Linked DNA regions of Homo sapiens: region 1 is linked to region 2. The links are chromatin loops, found by intact Hi-C in ENCODE. Cell type or tissue: right lobe of liver. All regions are shown on one strand. Links, peaks and the distances in the headings refer to the core of each region. The heading gives the core; the rest is flanking DNA.

The links. Hi-C counts contacts between places; a loop is a spot of excess contacts. Peaks named below come from ENCODE experiments on the same cell type or tissue, not always from the same donor. Only the 100,000 strongest peaks of a DNase experiment are listed, where the experiment ranks them.
Region 1: a loop joins it to region 2, with 3 times the contacts of the local background. A loop is called at or near these places in 98 of 110 quality-filtered maps.

The regions. Positions count from the first base shown.
Region 1 is chr3:14,912,150-14,920,479 of GRCh38, reverse strand. It overlaps FGD5 (FYVE, RhoGEF and PH domain containing 5), which reads right to left. Exons shown (of 20, transcript NM_152536.4): 12 at 3,148-3,231; 13 at 1,647-1,726. LOC105376963 (a long non-coding RNA gene) reads left to right here. Exons shown (of 4, transcript XR_007095829.1): 4 at 1-133. Among named protein-coding and RNA genes, the nearest start is that of NR2C2, 31 kb to the left of the region's middle. RefSeq lists enhancers at 4,890-5,711, 5,712-6,534. In right lobe of liver, for the core only: a CTCF peak has its summit at 4,446; no DNase peak of the experiment used is centred there.
Region 2 is chr3:14,669,168-14,677,497 of GRCh38, reverse strand. It overlaps CCDC174 (coiled-coil domain containing 174), which reads right to left. Exons shown (of 11, transcript NM_016474.5): 10 at 7,412-7,564; 11 at 4,843-6,602. The coding sequence ends at 6,304. It overlaps C3orf20 (chromosome 3 open reading frame 20), which reads right to left and starts at 2,357. Exons shown (of 17, transcript NM_032137.5): 1 at 2,246-2,357. RefSeq lists enhancers at 3,796-3,845, 5,171-5,380, 5,315-6,514. In right lobe of liver, for the core only: a CTCF peak has its summit at 3,570 (motif pointing left); a DNase peak (open chromatin) is centred at 3,561.

The sequences.
Region 1 (8,330 bases), core at 226-8,225, 240 kb before region 2:
TCACTATGTTGCCCAGGCTGGTCCCAAACTCCTGGCCTCAAGTAATCCTTCAGCCTCAGCCTCCCAGATTGATGGAATTACAGGTATAAGCCACCATGCCCCACCTAATAAATGATTTTAATGAGAAAATGCATCTATGAGAGTGCATGTGCATGAGTGCATTTAGATCCCATTTCACACTCAGAACCGCCCAATGCAGGATAAACCCCCATGTGATAGGCACTGCTGCCATCCCATCTCATGTGCTTGCTGAGAGTAGACACCCAAGCCCCAGAAGCCTTGCTGACCCCTGCCATGCACGTCCCTGGCTGAAGAGCTACTCTTGGCTGGAGGCATACCTCCCTGGTTTCCAAGCCCCCGAGAGCTTGAGCTTACCTTGCCCTGAAAGAAGGAAAAGGGGATGCTCTTTAAGGTCATGGTCTGAAGCCAGAGATGAGGATCCCAGGCAACCCGAGGGCCTGGAGAAAATGCAGACCTTTCTGATAGAAATGCCATGCCCCACTGTGGTCTAAATGTTTGTGTCCCCCCAAATTCAAATGCAGAAATCCTCTTCCCAAAGGTGCTGGTGTTGGGAGGCAGGGCCTTTGGGAGGTGATGAGGCCATGGGTGTGGAGCCCTCACGAATGAGATTAGTGCCCTTATACAAGAGGCCCCAGAGAGACCCTTGCTCCTCCCACCACATGAGGTGGCATTGTCTATGTGAGAAGGCACCGTCTTTGAACCAGGAAGCAGAACCTCACCAGACACCGAATCAGTCAGTGCCTTGACCTTGGACTTCCTGACCTGCAGCCTGTGGGAAATTTCTGTTGTTTATAAGTCACTCAGTTTATGGTATTTTTGTTTTTGTTTTTGTTTTTGTTTTGAGACGGAGTCTTGCTCTGTAGCCCAGGCTGGAGTGCAGTGGTGCAATCTCGGCTCACTGCAAGCTCCACCTCCCCGGTTCACGCCATTCTCCTGCCTCAGCCTCCCGAGTAGCTGCGACTACAGGTGCCTGCCACCACGCCCGGCTAATTTTTTGTATTTTTAGTAGAGACGGGGTTTCACTGTGTTAGCCAGGATGGCCTCGATCTTGTGACCTTGTGATCCATCCGCCTCGGCCTCCCAAAGGGCTGGGATTACAGGCGTGAGCCACCGCGCCCGGCCTGGTATTTTTGTTATAGTGGCCTGAATGGACTAAGACACCACACAGACAGGGCAACATAAGTGATGAACGCTCACTTATTATTTTTTTTCTCTCATCTTCTAGACAGGAACGCAAAAAGGCAGGCCACTTTATGAACAGCAGCACACAATACATTTTTTACTGGCCTTAACTTTTCGTGTTGCTGTAGAGACCCAATCATCCATAAAGAGCTCCACAAACATGAGACATTGCTATTGCCATATTTAAGCCATGGGCTCTAGAAACCCCTGAAGTTATATATAAAATTTTATGAGTGTGTACATTTTTTGGGGGGAGAAAAGTTTTTATCAAATTCCCCAAAAGGTTAAGAAACACTGAAAAGAAAAAAAGTCCTTTGACCCAGAAGGATACTTTGACCCAGAAGGATACCAAAATAAAAACAGCACATCCTTATCTGTTGTTCTGAACCTTCCCATGCTCACACCTCTGCCTTGTGCGCCATCCTCCCTCCACCTGCCCGTACCTCGCAGACAGCATCAGGCAGGACTCGGAAGTCTCAATCTTTAGAGCGTAGGGCACTTTCTCCATCACAGGGCGGCTGACCTGGAAAACCAACAGCAGCCTCCTTCAGGGTGGGGCAGGGAGGGGCAAGTGTAGACCGGCTTCTCCTGGCAGCAGATGAACAGAGGGACCATGTCCACCTACTGCCGTTCTCTAGCCTCAGGGCATACCTTTCTGTGATGGTAGGTGCTGTGGAAGGTGCCTGGCTGCCAGCTCCATCATTCTTGGCCACTCACCCACCGCTGGGAAGGCTGCAGAGCGTCATGCTCAGGGCCCAGCCCGGGCAACCCCAGGTGCACTGTCATGTTGGACAAGTACCTGCCAGTGACCACGTCTCCCATGCCTTTTTCTAACAGGCTCCTCGGTGGAGCCTTTGGTTCCAAAAGGGAACAAACCTCCATGCTGAGAAAGGTGCTTCCTCCTTCCCCTTCCCCATGGTAAAGAGCCTACAGGATCAAGAGAGATTGCACAGTGCCTCTCTCAGCTCTCCTGGCCATCCCTGCCTCTGCCCTTGACAATGACAACCGCCTGCGGCTCCACTGTCCCACCTCAGTGTTGCCCTCTCTAACTTCAGCCTCCTGTTGCACCAGAATTAACTTCCTAAAACCTCCTGCTCCTCAAAGTCCCCAACAGCTCCCAAGTGTTCCCATCTTCAGGACCAAGTTACACGGAGCTAAGCCCCACACATATGCCCATATTCACAGCAGTATTACTCACAACAGCCTAAAGGTGGAAGCCACCAGTGTCCATCGGCAGAGGATTGAATAAACACCATGTGGTCTATCCACACAATGGAAGGAAAATTCTGACCCATACTACAGATGACAGGGATCAACCTTGAGGACACTGTGCTAAGTGAAACAAGGATCAATACTGTGTGACTCCTCATTCGAGGTACCCATAGTAGTCAAATTCATGGACATAGAAAGTAGAATGGTAGGTGCCAGGGGCTGAGAAGGAGGGGAATGGAGAGTTGGTTTTTAATGTGGGCAGAGTTTCAGTCTGGGGAGAGGAAAGAGTTCTGAGATGGATGGTGGTGCTGGATACACAGCAATGTAAATGTGCTTAGTGCCACAGAACTGTACATTTAAAAATGGTTACTTTTAAAATGATATGTGTATTTTATCACAATTAAAAAAATTACCAACCACCTGCTTGTTCCCCCAACCCAGGCCCTTCCTTATGCATTTTCCTCCTCATAGGATGCCCCTCCTTCCCTTCCTTCCTGATCCGACCAAATATTATCCACTCTAAGGGTTCAGTCTCCTCTTCCAAGAAGCCCTCCATCCCCCTCCCCTTTCCCTGGGCAACTTACAGCACAAACTTGCTGTAGCCCAACACTGTTTCCGCAGGGCCTCCCTCTTCCAGCTGGTCTGGGTGCTCCTGGGAGCAGGATGCTGTCCCCTTCTCCCCTGGGGTCTCCCTGTCCCCCAACCCGGGGGTACCTGGCACCAGATATTTACCTTCATGTTGGCCACAGCCAATGTGTTCTTCAGCCGGTACTTCCCATCCTTCTGGGGATAGGTGTACAGGAGCACATCGTTCATCTGGAGAGAGGGAAACCCTATGAGAGGACCCTGGCCCCAGAAGGCTGCGCCAGGCTTCTGTCCTCAAAGGATCCCTGAGCTCCGCTGTGCACAGGCATCTTGTATTCCTCAGTAACCCCCACAGGTGAGCAAAAACGTTGCGGCCAAAATGTGAGCCCCTTCCTTGCCACTCTACTCCTGGTTCGATGCTTGAGAGGAATAAATGCATATGCCCTCAAGAAGTCGTGTGAGTATGTTCATAGTGGCTTTATTTGTAACAGCCAGAAAGTAGGGACAATTCCAATGTCTATCTGCAGGTGAATGGATAAACAAACTGGTCTATCCATATACCACAGAATACCTTATAGCAGCCAGAAGGAACATGCCACCAATACACACCACCACGTGGATGCATCTCAAAATCATGCTGAGTGAAGAAGCGAGGCACAAAAGAGTATATGCTGTTTGATGACATTTCTGTGACACTCCAGAATAGGCAGAACTAATCTAAATAGGGACAAAAGTCAGGCCAGTGGTTGATGGGGGCCCCCAGGGTTGGGAGAAATGAACTCCAAACGGGCACAGAGGAACTTTCTGGAGGTTGGAAATGTTCCACATCTCGACCCAGGTGGTGGTTACACTGTGATATACACTTGTCAGTACCAACTAACACATATGCTTAAGGTTGATGCATTTCACTATAAAAATAAAGCTCGATAAAGTATAGCTAAGGAAGGGTTGGGAGACACCCTGAGGACAGGGAAGTGGTGGGCCCTGCTTGCTGCTGTACTTCCAGGTCCCTTCACAGAGTAGGTGCTCAATTAATATTTGTTGAATGAACAACTAAAGCTCTCCCCACAGCAGGGCAGACAGAAAGACATGTAATGAAAGTCACTTTATCTCCTTAGGAGAGAGTATTTCTGGTTAGCTAAACGGTTTCAGGTGTGAGAAGATGACATCACGCTCAGGGTTGTAAATCCTGACCATATTATGGACCAGCGTTGAGACTATGACCAAGCCCTTTCCTCAGCTGAGTCTCAGCTTCCTCTGGGAAATGGGAGACACCACCACCATTACTTTATCGTGGACACAGAGAGAATGCCCTCTCTATATGTGACCAACATTAACCTGGGGTGAGCCCTTTTCACATGGGGCCAAATGAACCAGAATAAGCCCACTAAACATGGAGCCAACATGAACCAGGGGAGTCCTCTACACATGACACCAACATCAACCAGGGGGAGCCCTATGCACATGGCAACATCAACCAGGGCAAGCCCTCTCCACATGGCAATAACATGAACCAGGGTGAGCCCTGTACAAATGATGCCAACATCAGCCAGGGTGAACCCTGTACACATGGTGCCAACATGAACCAGGGTGAGCCCTGTACAAATGACGCCAACATCAGCCAGGGTGAACCCTGTACACATGGTGCCAACATGAACCAGGGTGAGCCCTGTCCACCTGGGAACATGAACCAGGGTGAGCCCTGTCCACCTGGGAACATGAACCAGGGAGAGCCCTGTGCACATGGCACCAATGTGAACCAAAGTGAGCCCTGTACACACGATGCCAACATGAACTAGGGTGAGCTCTGTACACAAAATGCCAACATGAACTAGGGTGAGCCCCGGACATATGGCGCCAACATCAACCAGGATGAGCCCTAAACACATGGTGCCAACATGAACCAGAGAGAGCCCTCTACACATGGTGCCAACATGAACCAAAGTGAACGCTCTACACATAGTGTCAACATAAACCAGAGTGAGCCCTGGACACATGGCACCAGTGTGAACCAAGGCAAGTCCTCTACACATGATGCTGACATGAACCAAGGAGAGCCACGCAGGCATGGAGGAAAACATAAAGTAGGGATGTGTAAGGATGGAACAAGACACTGCATGTGAAAAGTCAGAATGAATACTTCTTTTCCCTGGATAGACAGAGCCTGCTGAGGGAACAGAATGAGTTTTCCCACAGCTAGCTCTTCTCAGGACTCCAAGGTTCCAGCCATGGCAATGCAGGAGACTTGGCCCACCAATGACCCCCTCCATGGGACCTCAGGAACCCCTCCCTCTCTCCGGGCCTTGCTGTGTCCCAGTAGAGTTGGAGTAGGTGGGGGTTGGGGCACTGTCCTGTAGGGGCCAGGTATGGAATGCTTCAGGCCTCCGCCTCCAGCCCTCAACTCTGCTGCTGTGCAAAGCAGCCACAGACAACCCATGATGGAATGCATGTGGCTGTGTTCCCACAGAACTTTATCAACAAAAATCGGTGTCTGGCTGGCTTTGGCCTGCAGCTCTAGTTTGTGAAGCCCTGTTCTTGCCCTGCCTTCTAAGAGTGACAGGCACTACAGTGCATTGACACCGATTCTGCACCAGGCGCTGGACCAAAACCCTGACTTCACTCCCACAGTCCTAACGTGCACTCCCACAGTCCTAACGCACAGGCACCATGATCATCATCCTCATTGCCAAGAGGGAGAAACTGAGGCCCAGAGAGGCCAGAGGCCATGCCTGAGGTCACAGCTAGCAGGTAGTGGAGCCAGGGGTATGGCTTGATGAGTGTCCCTCCAGTGTGCTCGGGAGGGAATGTCAGGGCTGCTCTCACAGTGAACCTGTGCACAGGTTCATGAACCTTGCCCATGAACCCTCCCAGACCCAGGGAACTGACCTATGTCACTAGGGAGAGCAGCCCCAGCCTCTCTGTGATGGCCCCTCAAGTTCCTGCTGCCATGGCAACTGCCATGAGCACCCCGAGGTCTCCTTCGCCTTTCGGGACCAGGCTACGTCCTAATTTGCCCATGGCTCTCCTGCCTGCTTCAAAGTATATGCTTTACAGCCCCAGCTTGGAGGAAGGAGGAAGAGCCCATCATGAATGGGTAGGGGGGCTTCCCACTGTAAGAAGCCACCAGGGGGCAGCCCCACCTGCAGCTCAAGGACGTCGCTGCCTGGTAGACACTTTCCGCAGTCTAACAACACTGCTGGGCGTGGGCGCCCAGATGCCCCAACTCTGTTCTGCAGTTCAGATTATTTTCTGAAACTGGCACCTTTGAGGAAGAAAAATTCTTCCTAAGTGTGTTTGTTCACCATGGCACTCCCTGGCTTGAGCACCTGTCGGGCCGCCCTCCTCCCATGTATCCCTCCATTAGAGAGTTATCAACACTGCTCAGTGGAAGGGCTGCGCTGAGCCAGAGGAAGAAGAGGACCCAGCTTCAGACTGTGGGGCTGATGGCCTAATCACAGCAGGGTAATCAGAGGGATGCAGGCCTATCCCTGAGGGAAGGAGATGTTCTGATAAAGGGCCATGCCAGACGGGGGGAGTGTGGGGAAGAAGAGAAGCAGGGCTAGAGGAGGAGGAGGGAGAGGGGAAACGGGGGTGGTGGCTAGGCTTCCATAGAAGGTGCTATCTGAGCTTGGCTTGAAGGGGAGGAGCTGGCACCCTTCTCAAAGAGCTTCAGGTGTGTGAGGGCCAGTGAGCCAAGACCAGGGACAGATGAAGTGGAGGACGAGGTGAGGACAGATTGGGGAAAGCCAGGCTGTTGTGTCTGTTCCTGGCATTCAAGGTCCCTGGGAGAGGTGCAGAGATCAGAGGGGCATGGCCAGAGGAGGTGGCCAGATGCAAATGGCTGAGGGGCCAAGACAGAGCTCTGCCCTGTGCCATCTGCCGCCTCACTGCTTCCCTTGTTTTAAAGATCAGGGAGCTGAGGCTCGGGGAGGTAATGGGATGTGCTCATGGGTCTCACACCAGTAGCTGTCAGAGCTGGGGTCTGCATCTGGGGTCTGCATCTGGTCTGTCTGCCTCCCCATTGCCATCCGGTATGGCCTCCCTTTTGCGTCCTGAAGAGGGGGAATTCACGGGGACCCAACTCCCTGCAGGGCTGTGCTGGGGCAGGGAGCTGATGAGATCTATAGCTCTAGATAGAGAGGGAGGACCTGTGTCCCATGGAACAACTGTCAGCGGGAAGGGAGAAACTGTTACAACTACTATCAGATAAGCGGCTTCTACCTGCCAGGCATGTAATTAAATGCCAGGAATTTAATTCTCAAAACCACCCAGTCTTTCCACTTTCCTGGGGGGAGACTTGAGGCTCGCACATGTCTGTGAGTTGTCTAAGGGTCACAGAAGTAGTAAGTGTACCATGGAGCAGGATCTAACCAGCTCTGTCTGGCTCATTACCTGCCCCTACATTTGGGGATTTCTCTCAATGGAGAGAATTTTTTTTTTTTTTGAGATGGAATCTCACTCTGTCGCCCAGGCTGGAGTGTAATGGCGCAATCTGAGCTCACTGCAACCCCCACCTCCTGGGTTCAAGCAATTCTCCTGCCTCTGCCTCCTGAGTAGCTAGGACTACAGGGACACGCCACCATGCCTGGCTCATTTTTTGTATTTTTAGTAGAGATGGGGTTTCACCATGTTCACCAGGCTGGTCTTGAACTCCAGACCTTGTGACCCGCCTGCCTCGGCCTCCCAAAGTGCTGCAATTACAGGCAAGAGCCACCGTGCCTGGCCAAGAATTTCTAAAATTTAGACTTGTCTAACATGGAATAAAAAATGTCTTCCACTATTGGACTCCAAGACCCACAGCAGGGCAAAGGCCATGTCTACACACCAGCACAGTTCCTGGCATGCAGAGGAGATGGATAATAAGCTGCAGAATGAATGAATGTTACAGCAGGCAGTGAGCTCCCCAACACTGGAGGTGTGTAAGCAGAGGTTAAAAAAAACGACCTAGAGAAAAGGACTCAGGCATCTGTGGGGGCTTTGAAACCCTTCTGAGAACCCAAATCTAAACCACGCACTGCTTGGCTCTCAGATCTCTCTCAAAATCCCCCCTGGGGTCCACTCTCCTCTTGCCTGCAGCTAAATCTCGCCCACTGCAGAACCGACCAGCCAGAGTGAGGGGTTCTCATGGGAGGAAAGAAATAGCTCTTAGGAGGGAGGGAAGGGAGGGAGACTCTGGACTTGGGTCACCTAGTGCCTCATGCAGAGCCTGAGGCCACCAGCCATCGGGGCCCAGCACACCCTGCCAGCACTGCAGGCTCCACACTTCTGCCCAGGCTCAGGATTTCTCCACCAGCACCACCAGCTCTCTCTGGAATTCAGTCCTCAAGTGG
Region 2 (8,330 bases), core at 154-8,153:
AAAAAAAAGGATGTCCAGTCCTAGGAGCACCTGGAAGGGTATAAAAAGGCACAGACCCAGCAAACTGCCAGGGGTACATGATGGTGCAAAAGCAGGACAGGGAGGAAAAGGGAAGACGTTCTGAATGAGCTTCAGGAAAATCAAGGGTACCCGGCCAGAAGGCAGCTGAGGGGAAATAAGCATAGATTTAAAAGCAGAGAGAGGGCATACCTCCACCCCTTTACTGGCACTGATTCAGAACACATTTTTTGGTCAAAGTATACACAGCTGTATACTTAAGAAGACAATCAAACTAAGCCTCCTCAGGTTATCTGGTCACGGTGTTCTCTGCTATTTTCTCTAGTTTCTGGCTCTCTGATTTTAATCAGAAATACTTCTGATAAGGGCAGCGAGTCCAGATGTCAGCGCGTGACTGCAATTTGTGAGCAGGCATGGCTTTAGGCTAGGACAGGTCTGAGAATCAGCCCTCACTAGATGCATAAAAGAAATGGAGGTGGACCTAGGAAAATTAATAGATGCTGTTCTCTGTACTGTTAAGCATATAAAACAGCATTCTGGACAGATGCTTGGCAGAGAAAAGGAAAGAAGGGCTCTGCTAGAGAGAAGTGGATCTTAAGGTGAGCAGAGTTGGGGCCACTGCACATAAGATTGAGCTTAACTTCATGAGAAGCCAAGGTTTAATGTGACACTGGAATCTCATGGTAGCCATCCTAGAGTGGATTCTCAAGGAGATTCACTGTGGTATCAAAGGGCCCTTACTGTGATGGGTCTCCTGACAAGACCCATGAAGAAACATAAAATTGACCATCTCTTTGACCCAGTTTTCCTGCTTATGAAAGTGGCACCCCAGGGGACAGTTTCAAAATGGGGGGGAGGAGTGTCAGGGAAGTTATCTGTATAAAGATCGATGTTTGTTAAACCATACTAAAAGATGCTTATAGCCACTTCATTCCCTATAGTGAAATAATGATGTACATTAAGCTGATGAACTATTAGGCAACAATTAAAAATAACTAGGAAGCTCGGTTTTAGAAATGTTAAAGAAAGAAGAACCAAATGGTGTGTATACACTGATTACACATTCCATGGAAACCTGTGCAGATCATAAGTTGGACACAGAGATACAAAGCCTTTTCTTTTTAAGGAAAAGGTGATTATTTTTGGAAAAGCAATAAAACCTGGGTTCCCAGCAAAGACAGTGGCACAGTTACCAGACTCACTTGCAACCTGGGAGACCTGGGCTGGGAGCAAGGTCCACTCTTGTATTTTTTGATTTTCAAAAACCGTGAACAACTATGGCTGTGCATGGAGAGGCTGGTGTGGGGTGGGGTGCGGGGAGGTGCTCTGTTCAACCGCAGGGAATAATGACCAAAAAAAAAAAGGCGGGGGGGAGGGGGAAGGAATGCAGTACACCCCACAGAAAATGCTTAAAACCTGGCCAAACTGTTACTAAGCATGTGAGCTTTCAGACTTAGGGAGAATGTGGCAATTAGAAATGTAGTGGAGGGCCGGGTGCAGTGGCTCACACCCGTCATCCCAGCACTTTGGGAGGATGAGGCAGATAGATCATCTGAGGTCAGGAGCTCGAGACCAGCCTGGCCAACATGGGTGAAACCCCATTTCTACTAAAAATACAAAAATTAGCTGGACGTGGTGGTGCATGCCTGTAATCCCAGCTACTCGGGAGGCTGAGGCAGGAGAATCACTTGAACCCGGGGAGTGGAGGTTGCAGTGAGCCACTGCACTCCAGCCTAGGCAGCAGAGCGGGACTCCATCTCCAAAAATAAATAAATAAATAAATAAATAACAAAAACAAAAGAAATACAGTGGAGAAAGAAGCTGTTTCAATTGAGGGTGGAACAGATGCAATATTTCTGGCCACTCCTACCACTGGACAAACACACACTTACTATGAGTGACTATATAGATGCAGCCTGGGATTTACTAAGAAACACCATAACAGAACATCGATAGGCCAGGTGACAGCTTTTCACTACAACACCTTACTTCCTTTGAACATTTGGATTTTCTAGTTTTCCTAGACAATGACCTACACCCATCATATCATTCCTGGCCTCTCGCCCCCAGTACACACACTTTAAACATGAAGATAATGTCCACAGCCCACCGGGGCAAAACACCTCACTCAGCCAGCTAACAGGGGCAGGCAGGATGACTGCAGTAGTTTCATCTACTCTCATTTTTTCAGTGGGTCAATGAATTCCTTTCAGTGATCATCACTCACCTTAGCCATGTAGTTTTTTATAGGAACTGCTTGCCGAATAACCGACTTAGTTCAATTTACTGACTTAAAAGGACACAGTATGGCATGGGCTACTCCAGGTTGTGTTAACTGTAAAGACCAGTACCCATCCCCGTTCCAAATTCTAAACTCTACTACCTCATCTGCATGTCACAACAAGGTCAGCTGAAAACCTCCCTGTGGGCTGCACTTGAGCTTTCACAGGGAATAAACGACATCACAAGTCTGGCAAATGTATGGCTAAACGCAGCAGGAATCTCATGTATATGGATCTGAATGTTCTTTGGGAATTCTGCAGCAAATAAAATGATTTATTGAGCCAATTCAAACGAACTCTATCAAAACACACAAAGGCCTAGAGGAGAGATTACAATGAACGTAAATAATTCAAGGCAATTTTTGATCTAAAGCATTTTGCTTAGCTCTACAAAGGCATGAATGAGGTGTGGTCACGTTTTTGTATAGGAGGTTTTGCCACTACTTGCTCCCAAGTTAAACATGGCCACAGAGTATTGTGAATGTTTAATGTATGCCTGGGAAAAATTTATTGGCCAATACTTTAGTTACTAATGGGAGGATTATGTATAGTCGGACCATAAAGCGTGTAAAAGCAGATCACTTAGAGCCGCTCTGTCCAGGACAGCAGCACTAGATGCATGGGCCCTTTGAGCACCTGAAATAAGGTTAGCATGACTAAGGAACTGGGTTTTATTTTTTCAAACTTGATGTTCAATTCAGTTACTGAAAAACTTTACTATGTTTAACTATCTTTGGAACAACTTGGATATGAATTTGTGTTTTTCAACTGCATATTTTACAAAATCTAAATACAGATCAAGTATTCCTGATGAAACGTTAGCATCCAAATTATGCTATAACCAGATACACAGTGAGTTTTGAATTCTTAGTGTGAAGAATAATTTTAGATCTCACTAATAATTTGCATATATTGAGTACATATTGAAATATTTTGGATATGCTGAGTTAAATAAAATATGTTATAATTTCACTTTTTAAATATGGTTGCTAGAAAATTGAAAATGACACTCTGGGCTTATTTTTTTTTTTTTAATTTTGAGACGGAGTTTCACTCGTTGCCCAGGCTGAAGTGCAATGGCGCAATCTCAGCTCACGGCAACCTCCACCTCCCAGGCTCCAGCGATTCTCCTGCCTCAGCCTCCCAAGTAGCTGGGATTACAGGCATGCGCCACAGATTTATTTTTTATTTCTGTTGGAGTGTGCTGTTTTAAGAGTATGGAGCTGACATTTAAGAATTCTAATGCCATCTGCTGGATACACTGGTACAAGACAGGCCCGTGTCACAGTAAGACTGTGATGGTGTGTCAATACTCAAAGAACTGGATCTGAAACAGAAAAGGGCTCACAAAACACTGAACTAAATTATACTGTTAAGAGGGGATTATAAATAGGTTTATTTAGTTTTTGAAATCCCAGAGAAAATGTGACTCACAGTTATCTTCAGATAACAGTGACCATGAGCCAACGAGCATAACTGCTTCGCCGTCCACCCGGGTGCTGCAGGCATGGATGTGGTCACCTGGGATGGACCCTTTGTGATGCTGGCTCCCACACCTACAGCTCTTCCTGCTGCCTGCCTTGTCTCTGTCTCCCTTCTCCTTTCTACTCCACAGTCAGCCTCAAGTCCTTCTGCTCTGGGTTACACACACATCCTCTTTCCATCTTTCTTTGTCTATTCATTGTTTTTTTTTTTTTTTTTGAGACACAGCCTTGCTCTTGTTGCCCAGGCTAGAGTGCAGTGGCGCGATCTTGGCTTACTGCAAGCTCCGCCTCCTGGGTTCATGCCATTCTCCTGCCTCAGCCTCCTGAGTAGCTGGGACCACAGGCACCTGCCACCACGCCTGGCTAATTTTTTGTATTTTTAGTAGAGACAGGGTTTCACCGTGTTAGCCAGGATGGTCTCGATCTCCTGACCTCGTGATCCGCCCGCCTTGGCCTCCCAAAGTGCTGGGATTACAGGCGTGAGCCACCGTGCCCAGCTGTTTTCTTTCTACCCTTTCTTTTTTCTATTTTTCCTATGATTCTAGCATGTCTAATAATTCTATTTTTCTTTTTAGTATTCCAATTTTTCTTTTTGTCTCCTCCCTCTTTATCCTACAAGCTGTTTCAGTAGGTTTTGTAGTTTTAGCTCTTACATTTAGGTCTTTGATTCATCGTGAGTTGATTTTTTGTATGTGGTGTGAGGCAGAAGTCCAAACCCATTCTTTTGCATGGAATATTCACTTGTCCCAGAACCATTTGTTGAAAAGACTGCTCTTTCCCCACTGGATGGTCCTGGCACCACTGTCAAAAATCAATTGACCACGGATATATGTTTTATTTCTGGACTCTCGCCTCTATTCCACTGATCTATGTGTCTATTCTTATGCCACTACCACACTGTGTAGATTATCGTAGCTTTGTGGTCAATCTTGAAATCAGGAAGTGTGAGTCCTCTTTGTTTTTTCTCTAGATTGTTTTGACTATTCTGGGTTCCTTGCATTTCCATGTGAATTTTAAGATTAGCTTGTCAATTTCTGCAAAAAAGGCAGCTGGGTTAGTTGGTTTTTATGTGTATTTATTAAAAAAAGCAATTACCCGATTAGGCTGACAGAATGATTAGGCTGACCATTAAAAGGACTGGCAACTTTATCCTCAGAGTTTAGAGGTAAGTTTGTAAGAATTCAGGATGTTTGTCTAAGATTGCTTGATACTAGGGCAACAAGACTGAGAGCAGAGGGCACTAAAAAGACTGTCTAGGGGTTAGACATCAATTGTGTTTAAGTCTGAGATCTGCCCCTTAGGTACCATATGACCCTGCACAAGTCATCGACCCCTCCACACTCCAGTGTGTCATCTGTAATGAGGATGGGGCACTCCCTTCCACACTGCAGCACTGCGGGAACCGAGACAATGCCATCGCAGAGGACCTGCAGGGGACAGGCTACTTCACTCACTCCTCTCCTTCCCACTCTTCAGAGAACAAGGACTTGTGCTACTGTATTCTCACAGCACTCACTGGCCTGGGAACCAGCTGTGGGAGCCCTATGGGCCTGGTCATCAACTCTCAACTGCTTGTGTGCAGCTGTAGGAACCCTCTGAGGTGTGGCAGGTAGAGGATGGGGTGGGTGCCCAGGCACACTGCTGACTTTCTGGAGCCCTGCCCACCCCCAACCCTCTCCTTATTACTAATGACACGGGAACCCACCTGCTCCACTGTGCAGCCCCAAGTCTGATCCAAGTCAGGCTCCTGAATGTGAGGAAGCCGAGCATGGGGGCGACAGGGAGGTGGGATGCACTGAAAAGCTCTAACCATTGCCGCTAAGGCACATCAGTCTCTGACCAGGTCCAGCAGCCTCCACGTACGTCCCAGTCCTTCAACACACATTTACTGAATGCCCACTGCACACAGGAGTGTAGGTAATAGCATGGTATGACAGTAAAATTAAGTAAACAACTCCCACTTCTACCTTTCTGGACTACGAAGAGCTCCTCCTGGTCTTCCTTATCATTTCCTATGTGATTACTTCCGGGTCCTCTTGGAGAACAGAGCATTTTGCCTCCCATGCAGTTTTCCACTGCTTGACAGGGAGAAATTCCTCGTGACCTATGGTCCATCGGCTGATCTGGAAGCTGAACCCTTGGAATAAAGACACCTGCATGCTCGGATTTGCAAAAGGAATGGAAAAGAACCCTTAAATATGAGTAAGTCGTGGGAGTAGATATGAAACAGGGTTATAAGCACATCTCAGTGTCTAATTTTACAGAATAAATACTTCTATTCTATCGCAGCTCACATGTAAATCCAGGTAGGTATGTCCCTATCCCACTTAGAATAAAATGAACAGCCAAGTGGCCAAAGTTTCCATAACTTTCCTCCTTGCTGACAAATCCAACCCGAAGTCTGTGCCTCCTAGGGAAAGGACAGGACAAAGGTACAATTCAGTTCCTAAAGTTATTTCTCCCTCTGGGAGAGAAAGGCACTGTCAAAGTACAAACCCAAGTCAGCGTGCTTTGAAAGATCATGTCACTTGTTTGTAATAGGAAATCATGTCATCCAGAGTTTTGAAAGTAACTGTGGGGGCTTGTGGTGGGTTGTCGGGGGCAGGAGTGGGTGACGTATGTTCAGGGCTAGGTCCGTGGCTCTGGTCAGGGCACTGCCCTGGGTCACTCTGTGCTGGCCCAGGTCTGCTCCATGCCTGGCTGCTGGAAAAACCAGTTCTCTTCTGACCCACAAAGTAATCTGACGGCGGGGCAAACTCAGGATCTCTCTCAGCCCGGAGATCTGACTGCCTCTTCGACCAGTATCCAAAGGAAAATTCTGGTAAAAATAAGAAAGAAAGTTATTAGAACTGATTAACGAATCAGTTGAATTTATTGTTACTATTATCTAATTGTATCATATATTTCTTAAAAGCCACCACAAATTATCCAAAGAATAAGAATGGCAACAGCAAAACTATATTACAAGGTATAAGTAATACCTACAACGAGTATAAAAGACCAGGCTAAGAAAAGGGAGTGACTATCTCTAGATGGGGAAATACAGAAAAAGAGAAATACAGACAAATTATCTGCTTGACATGACATTGTAGGTATTTCATACCAAAATACAAATTTTGTCCGTTATTGAGTTTTGGAAGACACAAAAGGGAACTGTCCAACCTTGTCTGGTATTTCATCTCTATTTCTAACAGTGGCTCTTGCATTTCTCTTACTTTAGCTTTGGATCTTATCAGCTCAGACAGCATGGGCTAATGTTCTACTGAAATGATCTTTTTCAAAGAGGCATAAACCATAGTCTTCCAGAGAGGCTGCTGTGGACACTCTGGAGAATTTACAGAAAAAATGTCCAGGGAAATTCCCCAATGGAACCATGTGTGAATCCAGGTTAGTACACTGGCATGTAGACCATTTTCAACTGAACATAAAAGAGGCTGCTAAAAACAGAGCATATGAGAACACCAAACTTTCATAATACTTTAAAGGCAGGTCCTGAGAAATGGCATTCCAAAGCTGTAAAACCACACAAGGCAGCACGAAGTTAAAACTTACCCCAAGTGCTTCTAGAAAAAAAACCATTTTCCATTCACTGGAGAGTTCTTACACCTCAGAGCCCACCTCCCTTACCTTTTCCGCGGTCCCACTCCCGGATGTGTGGCACTCCAGGCTTGGTGTCCTTCCTCTCCTGGACAATGACTTCTACTTTGCTACTCTGGGCAGCAGGACGTGGGGTTGGCACAGCCTCTGGCTCCGGTGGCAAAGGCCCAATAACATCTCCATCTATTTTTTGTAAAAGAATAAGACACTGTTATAAAAAAGCCTAAAGCTATTTTTAAAAATACAGAACATGCTAATCCTGAAAGTAAAAGTAACCATCAGTATTTATGAAGTACCTAACATGTCCCAGGCAGTGGATTAAGTCTTTTGTATACAACAGGTCATTTAATTCTTGTAACAATCCTAATAAATTCAATACTTCCATATTATCCCCATTTTATAGAGGGGGAAAATTAAGCTCAGAAATGGTACACAGGTAGAAAGTGATACGGGCTGGAGTCCTGGGCTGGGCTGGATGGATTTTAGTCTCTGTGCCCCTCACTATGCCACTCTGCTTCTCCAAACTGGCAATTGCAGGACCAGAAATCCCCAAATCACTCAACTAACATCACAATCTCAGGCGAAGCAAGCAGAGCCAAGGGGATGAACAGCTGGGGTCTGGTGTAGGCTGTTCAATTTTGGTCACATTTTTAAAATGTAAAAGAAAAATGGATTTTTAAAAAACACTGTGGTGGCGCTTCACATTTTCTGGACATGACAGATGTTCAGGAGATGGAGCAAAATTTGAGAAACAATCTGCACAGCTTAACATGTTATAGAGCGAGCATTTATCTGAAACTAAACAGATGGTTTTCAAATTCCTAAATGTTTCTGGTCTGTTTTGTTCAGACATTAGGAAATGGCCCATGGCTTCACATAAGCTTTGTGAGAGCTGGAGAGCTATACGTCCCTTCATACCCACACTCCTCCTTTTCCTTTGGGTAACAGA